Regions from separate parts of the Homo sapiens genome. Here region 2 is linked to region 1. A link is a contact called in ENCODE Hi-C or POLR2A ChIA-PET data. All regions are on one chromosome and are shown on one strand. The core of a region is the stretch at or near the end of the contact, and the rest is flanking DNA. Distances in the headings are between cores, read along the strand shown. Region 1 has its middle 6.9 kb from the start of MATN1. Region 2 overlaps SERINC2 (serine incorporator 2).

What was found. Hi-C counts contacts between places; a loop is a spot of excess contacts on that map. ChIA-PET counts read pairs that join two places held with the same protein, here RNA polymerase II (POLR2A). Pooled maps may share reads with other maps.
Region 2: a loop to region 1 is called in a map of right cardiac atrium, with 4 times the contacts of the local background. The contact joins two enhancer-like sites. A Hi-C loop is called at or near these places in 4 of 168 maps with a recorded cell type or tissue (cardiac septum, heart left ventricle and right cardiac atrium) and 8 of 50 pooled maps. POLR2A ChIA-PET finds 5 or more read pairs at or near these places in 1 of 52 experiments (naive thymus-derived CD8-positive, alpha-beta T cell).

The regions. Positions count from the first base shown.
Region 1 is chr1:30,729,088-30,731,855 of GRCh38, reverse strand. No RefSeq gene overlaps it. Among named protein-coding and RNA genes, the nearest start is that of MATN1, 6.9 kb to the right of the region's middle. RefSeq lists enhancers at 1,254-1,363, 1,514-1,643. Within about 2 kb of position 1,480, at least 3 of the 41 ENCODE cell types and tissues checked have a DNase peak (open chromatin) inside an H3K27ac peak, as active enhancers do.
Region 2 is chr1:31,421,349-31,424,171 of GRCh38, reverse strand. SERINC2 (serine incorporator 2) reads right to left here. Exons shown (of 10, transcript NM_178865.5): 2 at 318-479. Among named protein-coding and RNA genes, the nearest start is that of SERINC2, 9.5 kb to the right of the region's middle. RefSeq lists a silencer at 423-522. Within about 2 kb of position 1,496, at least 16 of the 41 ENCODE cell types and tissues checked have a DNase peak (open chromatin) inside an H3K27ac peak, as active enhancers do.

The DNA of each region.
Region 1 (2,768 bases), core at 231-2,730:
AGAGAAAGCCTCTTGGAGGCTGTCACCAAGTGGAGTCTGAAGGATGAGAAGGCAGCAGTAAGCAGAATGGGAAGGGTGCTCTAGGTCTAGGTAGCAGGACACGCAAAGACTCTATGGCATTGGGGAGAGGAGCTGGGGCGAGCTGCTCAGCGTGGCTGCAAGTGGGGAGGGGAGGGAGAAGAGGTCGGCCCGCTGTGGGGCTGGGTCAGGAAGAGTGTTTGCACACAGTGGGGCTCTTTAGGTGCAAGCTCACCCTGGCTAAGTTCAGCCAAGAAGGGAATTTACAGGAAGGACATGGTTGCAAGTAACAGAAGCCTTATGAGCCAAGTTTATTATGAGAAACCAGAAGGTGGTTCACGATGTTTCTTGGCTCTCATACAAATAAAAAATCCAGGGATTTTTGGCTTCAGGTATGGCAGGATCCAGGACTACAACTCTTTAATAATGTCTCTCTGTTTCTCCATCTCTTATCTTTTCTCCCCGGTGTGGCTGAGCTGTTGAGGACTTACCTGAAAGTAAAGTTAATAAAGAGACCAGGGCTGTTTGAATTGGGATCTGTCACCAATACCAAAAGAGCCCTCAGAGCCTTGAATGTCACACCGAGGAACATGGACTAATCCTGAGACAGGTGTCTTTGAAGGATTTTGGGCCAAGGAGTTACAAGGTTTGGGTTTTAGGAAGGAAGAGCCCAAATGCAGGGACCCCTACAAAGGCTGGGGAAGTCATCCTATGGGGCGGCAGGGACGGGGATGAGTTTGAGAGGCATTGTCAACCTTCTGGTGGTGTCAGTTTTTTTGTGGAATGGCAGATTTCTTCATGGATGTTATTTGCTCCTTATCAGACCCCCAAGCAGTTGGTGCAGTGTAATTCACAGAAATGGAAAGCGAGCTCCTGTTCACACTTGAGGGCAGAGGCCCAGAGACATCAAGTGACTTTCCTGAGGCCACACAGTGGTCAGAGATGAGACCAAGCACCTTTTTTTTCTACTCCGAGTGGAGGCTTTTAGACGGGCTGGGGCCCAGTCTGTGTCAGTTGTTGCTTCTTGCAAAGACCCATGGGAAGAGGGCCCGCTGAGAAGCCCCGGCAAGTGTGGATTGGGAGCAGAGGTCACGGGAGGAGAGACATTGGCCCAGCCTTGCATCCTATCACAAGGAGATTGAAGGGCCATGGCTGCGTGTGTCACAAGGACCAGGAGGCCCTGAACTTCCCGGCGCGACTCTCCCGTCCTTCCCGCCTTCCCCGACTCCCACCTCTGGCCTGGAGCCGAAGAACAGGCTGAGCTGTGTAGTGGGATTGTGCCCTGTGGCCAGGCAGCTGGGAGGGGGCCACCCGAGGGACAGGAAATAGCTGGGTTTGGGGAAGTCCGCATGGCTAGCCAAGCCAAGCGAGCCCACGATCGCCTGGGCAGCCCTCACTGAGGCCCTATCAATGCCCCGTTTGAGGCTCACACAGGGGTCCTTTGACGGGGCTGCGATGGTTTGGACCCACTGACAGCGCCTGTTTGAGCTTCATGCCTGGAAAGGAGCCGGCCCCAGGACAGAGGGGGCTGCTTCCAGGCCTGGGCAGGTGAGGGCAGCCTGGAGTGGTTGTCTCTTGGAGGGAAAAAAGAGCTGGTAAAATTAAACCTGGGGTGCTAAGCGGGGCAACTTCAGGTTTCTCGGGAGCTGTGATGGTAGCAGGAAGGGTCCCCGTAATTGAGTGGGCCCTTCAGTGTGCTGGCTCCACAAAGCTCCCAGTGGCCTCACGCAGCAGGTGCTGGGTGGTGATCATTCCTGAGGTTCAGGGAGGGGCTGCCTCTGCCCACAGTCACGCATTGGCCAAGGGGCAGACCTGGGCTTGGACTTCAGTCCACCCAAATGGACCTGAGCTTGTCTCTCTAGACCTTTCTGGGTAACCTCGCCCTTCCTCTGGGAATTTCTACCTCACAAGGCCCTCATTTAATTCCTATTCCAGGCTCTGAGCCCTCTTGGGAGGGCCCTGGCAGAAGCAGGAGGCCTCAGAGGCAGCAGGGAGCTTTTGGATGTTGCGGACCCTCGGATGGTGGTGCCCAGCTCTGAGCAGAGGATGCGAAACGGGGGATGGCAAAGGATGCATCGCGTTTTGGTGGGGCTAGATTTGCGCTTCCTTGGGGGACATATAATGGGAGGTGCTCAGGAAGCAGCTGGGTCTCTAGGTCTGGAGTTTAGGAGAGCGAGGAGGGAGGCAGGTTGAGATGTGAGTGCTATCTTTGGACATGTGGGTGGGATATCAGGTTGGGCTGGTATCACCCAGGTGTTAACCCATCAGAAGGATGTGCTGCTGCTCCGTGGCCTCCCCAGACAGGCCGGCAGATGAAAGCACACGCCTCCTCACCCTGGATTCCAGTTTGGCTGACCATGCGTGGGGCCTGAGACCAAGATAGCACATGGGAGGTGTCATGAACCACATGTGACACCTCAGATCATGGGGTCTGTGGCCCGAATGGGGCCTGGGCAGGAGGAGCAGCCCAGCTGCACTGCAGGCTCCTGGATGGGGCGATGAGCATGGCCACTTTGCAGGTGAGGAATCTGCCCTGTGACTGTGGGCCCCTCCACATCTCTGCCTGACTTTTGGGAAGACCAGAGATTCATGTCCAATCCGGTACTCTGGCAGTGTCTCCAATTTGCAATGAAACCGTTTAAGTGTCAAGAAAAGCAGTCAGGTTAAAGGAAGTCAGGGGCAGGACCCACCCTCGGGTTCTCCTTGGGTCTTTGGGTGGCAGCAGGGCCTCTGCGGAGGGTATAAGCAGC
Region 2 (2,823 bases), core at 247-2,746, 690 kb before region 1:
ACACTGAGATGAAGGGAAGAGTTAGGAGCCCCAACCTGGGCTTAAGCACTAAGAGGGAGAAGAGCATCCCCTAGGCCAGTGTCCAGGGGGCGATAATGATTAATAAGATTTTCCAAGGAGACTGTGGCCTAAGAGAAAGAAGAATCCCCCCAAGAGGCTCAAGCCCTCCTCCCCTCATTTCCAACCTCAGATCATCAGTGCACCCAAACACCCTGCCTCCTCTTCTGGATAAGCTGTGACCCCAAGCCTGGGCCCTCTATCCTGGAGCCACTGACGCCCCTCGCTGGAGGCCGCCCTGCCTCCCCTGGGGCACTCACCTTGTAGAGCTGACTCTCCACGCCCGGGCTCAGCATAATGATGGACACCAGCACCCCCAGGAAGAGGAAGAACGTGAAGATGAGGCGGCTCACGGTGGAGTTGCGGCTGGCGGGGCAGCAGCTGCACAGGATGCAGGGGGCAGAGCCGCAGAGGCAGGACGCCTGCGGGAGGGCACTGTCACTCTTCCCTCTCCCCTTCACCGCCCAAGCGCGCACCTCTCACCACCTGCCCAGAGGTCGGCGCATCTGTGCTGCGCTAGGCAGGAGCACACTGTTCCCCAGACACCAGCCCATTGAACTTTCAGGTCCGAGAGGGAGGCTGGGTCATATAGGGCTACACAGCCAGTAACCACAGAACCCAGATTCAAACCTGGGTCTATCTCCAGTGATACTGTGGCTTGAAAGCGAGAGCTAGCCGAGGTCACGCTGTTTCTTTCTTACAGGGAGGGAGAGTAGTTTAAAAAAAAAAATCACAAGGCCAGCTGTCACCGATTACCTTCGTGACCTTATACAACTCACTCAACCTCTCTGTGCCTCAGTGTCCTCTTCTGTAACATAGTGGTATGTACTCCTCACAAAGCAGTTGTGAGAGTGAAACAGAAATTCCACATTGTAGCCCCCTTGGGCTCCCTTTCCCCTTCCCCACTTAATTTTTCCCCGCGGGACTTCTGCCATCAGCGAGGCTTTATGTTTTGTCGGCCTCCGCTTTCCAGCGGGGCAGGAATTTTTGCGTTTTGTTCATTGTGGTATTCCTAGAAATTCGAACAGTGTCTGTCACACAGCAGGAGCTTACAGGCTATCTGTTGAAGGAATATGAAGTGTTTGGCATAGTACCAGTCACATGTTAAGACCTCAGAAAACAGCAAGTGCAGAATAAACACCAGTTGGATAAACGGAATGATTTTCGGCTCTGAGGCTATACCAGCACTAGACAGCAGGTGGCGGTCTAACCCTTTCCCTCTCCAGGGTCCTCTGCCCCAGTTGCGGTCAGCCCTTCCCCTGGCCTGGCTGAAATCATTCAGGGGCTGGTGATGACACACTATGCCACACCTGAAAAGGAGACTCACCCTCCTGGGAGCCCAGTCCACAGCCCAGCCTTTAAAGAAACAGGCCCCACATCCAGATACCTCTGGTAAACTTTATCTTCCCCCAAACAGCCCCTACTCCTCACCCAGGGATTTAAGAGCCTGGAGAGCAACAGACATAGGCCTTGCCTTCCTGGAGCTTACACAAGCAGGAAAAACACTAAACAAATCATGACTCACATCGTGACAAGCGCTAAGAAGGACACGTACCCACTGCCAGAAAAGTGCTAATGCAGCCTAGGTTTGATTGAGGGTGGCATGTCAGGGAAGCCCTCCTTGAAGAAGTGACTTTTAAGCTGAGAGCAGGCCAGGTGCAGTGGCTCACACCTGTAATACCAGCATTTTGGGAGGCCAAGGCAGGAGGATCGCTTGAGCACAGGAGTTAGAGAATAGCCTGGGCAGCATAGCGAGACCGTATCTTTTAAAAAGAAGGGTTTTCTTCTTTTCTTCTTTTTTTGTTTTTTTTTTTTTGAGACAGGGTCTTGCCCTGTCACCCAGGCTGGAGTGCAGTGGCGCAATCTCAGCTCACTACAACCTCTGCCTCCTGGGCTCAAGCCATCCTCCCACCTCAGCCTCCTGAGTAGCTGGGACTACAAGCACACGCCACCATGCCTGGTTAATTTTTGTATTTTTTGTAGAGACGGAGTTTCACCACGTTGCCCAGACTGGTCTCAAACTCCTGGGCTCAAGCAATCTGCCCACCTCAGCCTCCCAAAGTGCTGGGATTACAGGCGTGAGCCACTGCACCTGGCCTTTTAAAAAGAAATATTTTAAAATAAAATAATAAGCTGAGAGCAGAGGGATGAGGAGACACTGCCAGACCAAAGGGAGGAAAGAAAGTTCTAGACAGGTGGCTCTGGGGTGGGTAGGGGCTGGGCATTTGAGGAATTTAAGAAGGCCCTCGTGGCCAAAGCTTGGTGAGCAGACAGTCAGCGGTGAGTATGAGGTCAGACAGGCTGGCAAGGCCAGACCACATAGGCACCAGCAGTCAGGAACAGGACACTGGTTTTCATCCTAAGAGCGGTGGGCACCCACTCGAGGGGCTGGAGCCAAGGGTCAGGAATTGAAAGATGAGCTTTGAAAAGAGCAGGCTGGCAGGGGCCCCTTGCTCCTCAGAGACCTCTGCTTTTCTTTCTGGACTGGTCACAAGGCACACAGCACACCCTGCTGGCGGGCATCTGCCTCCCCTCTTACTCTCCCCCAAACTAGAAATGCTCCTCGCCTATCTCTCGTTCACACAGATGCTAAACAAAATGCTTTGGAAACGAAACTATTCCTCATGGTCTAAATTGAAACAGTCCACCTGTCCAGCAACTTCTGGTTACATCTTGCAGCTGCCACCCCAAGACCTGCCTCCTATCCATGGCTGTCCTTGGTGGGTGAGAGGATAAGAAAAGCCTGAAAAATGTTTTAGAGGCCAT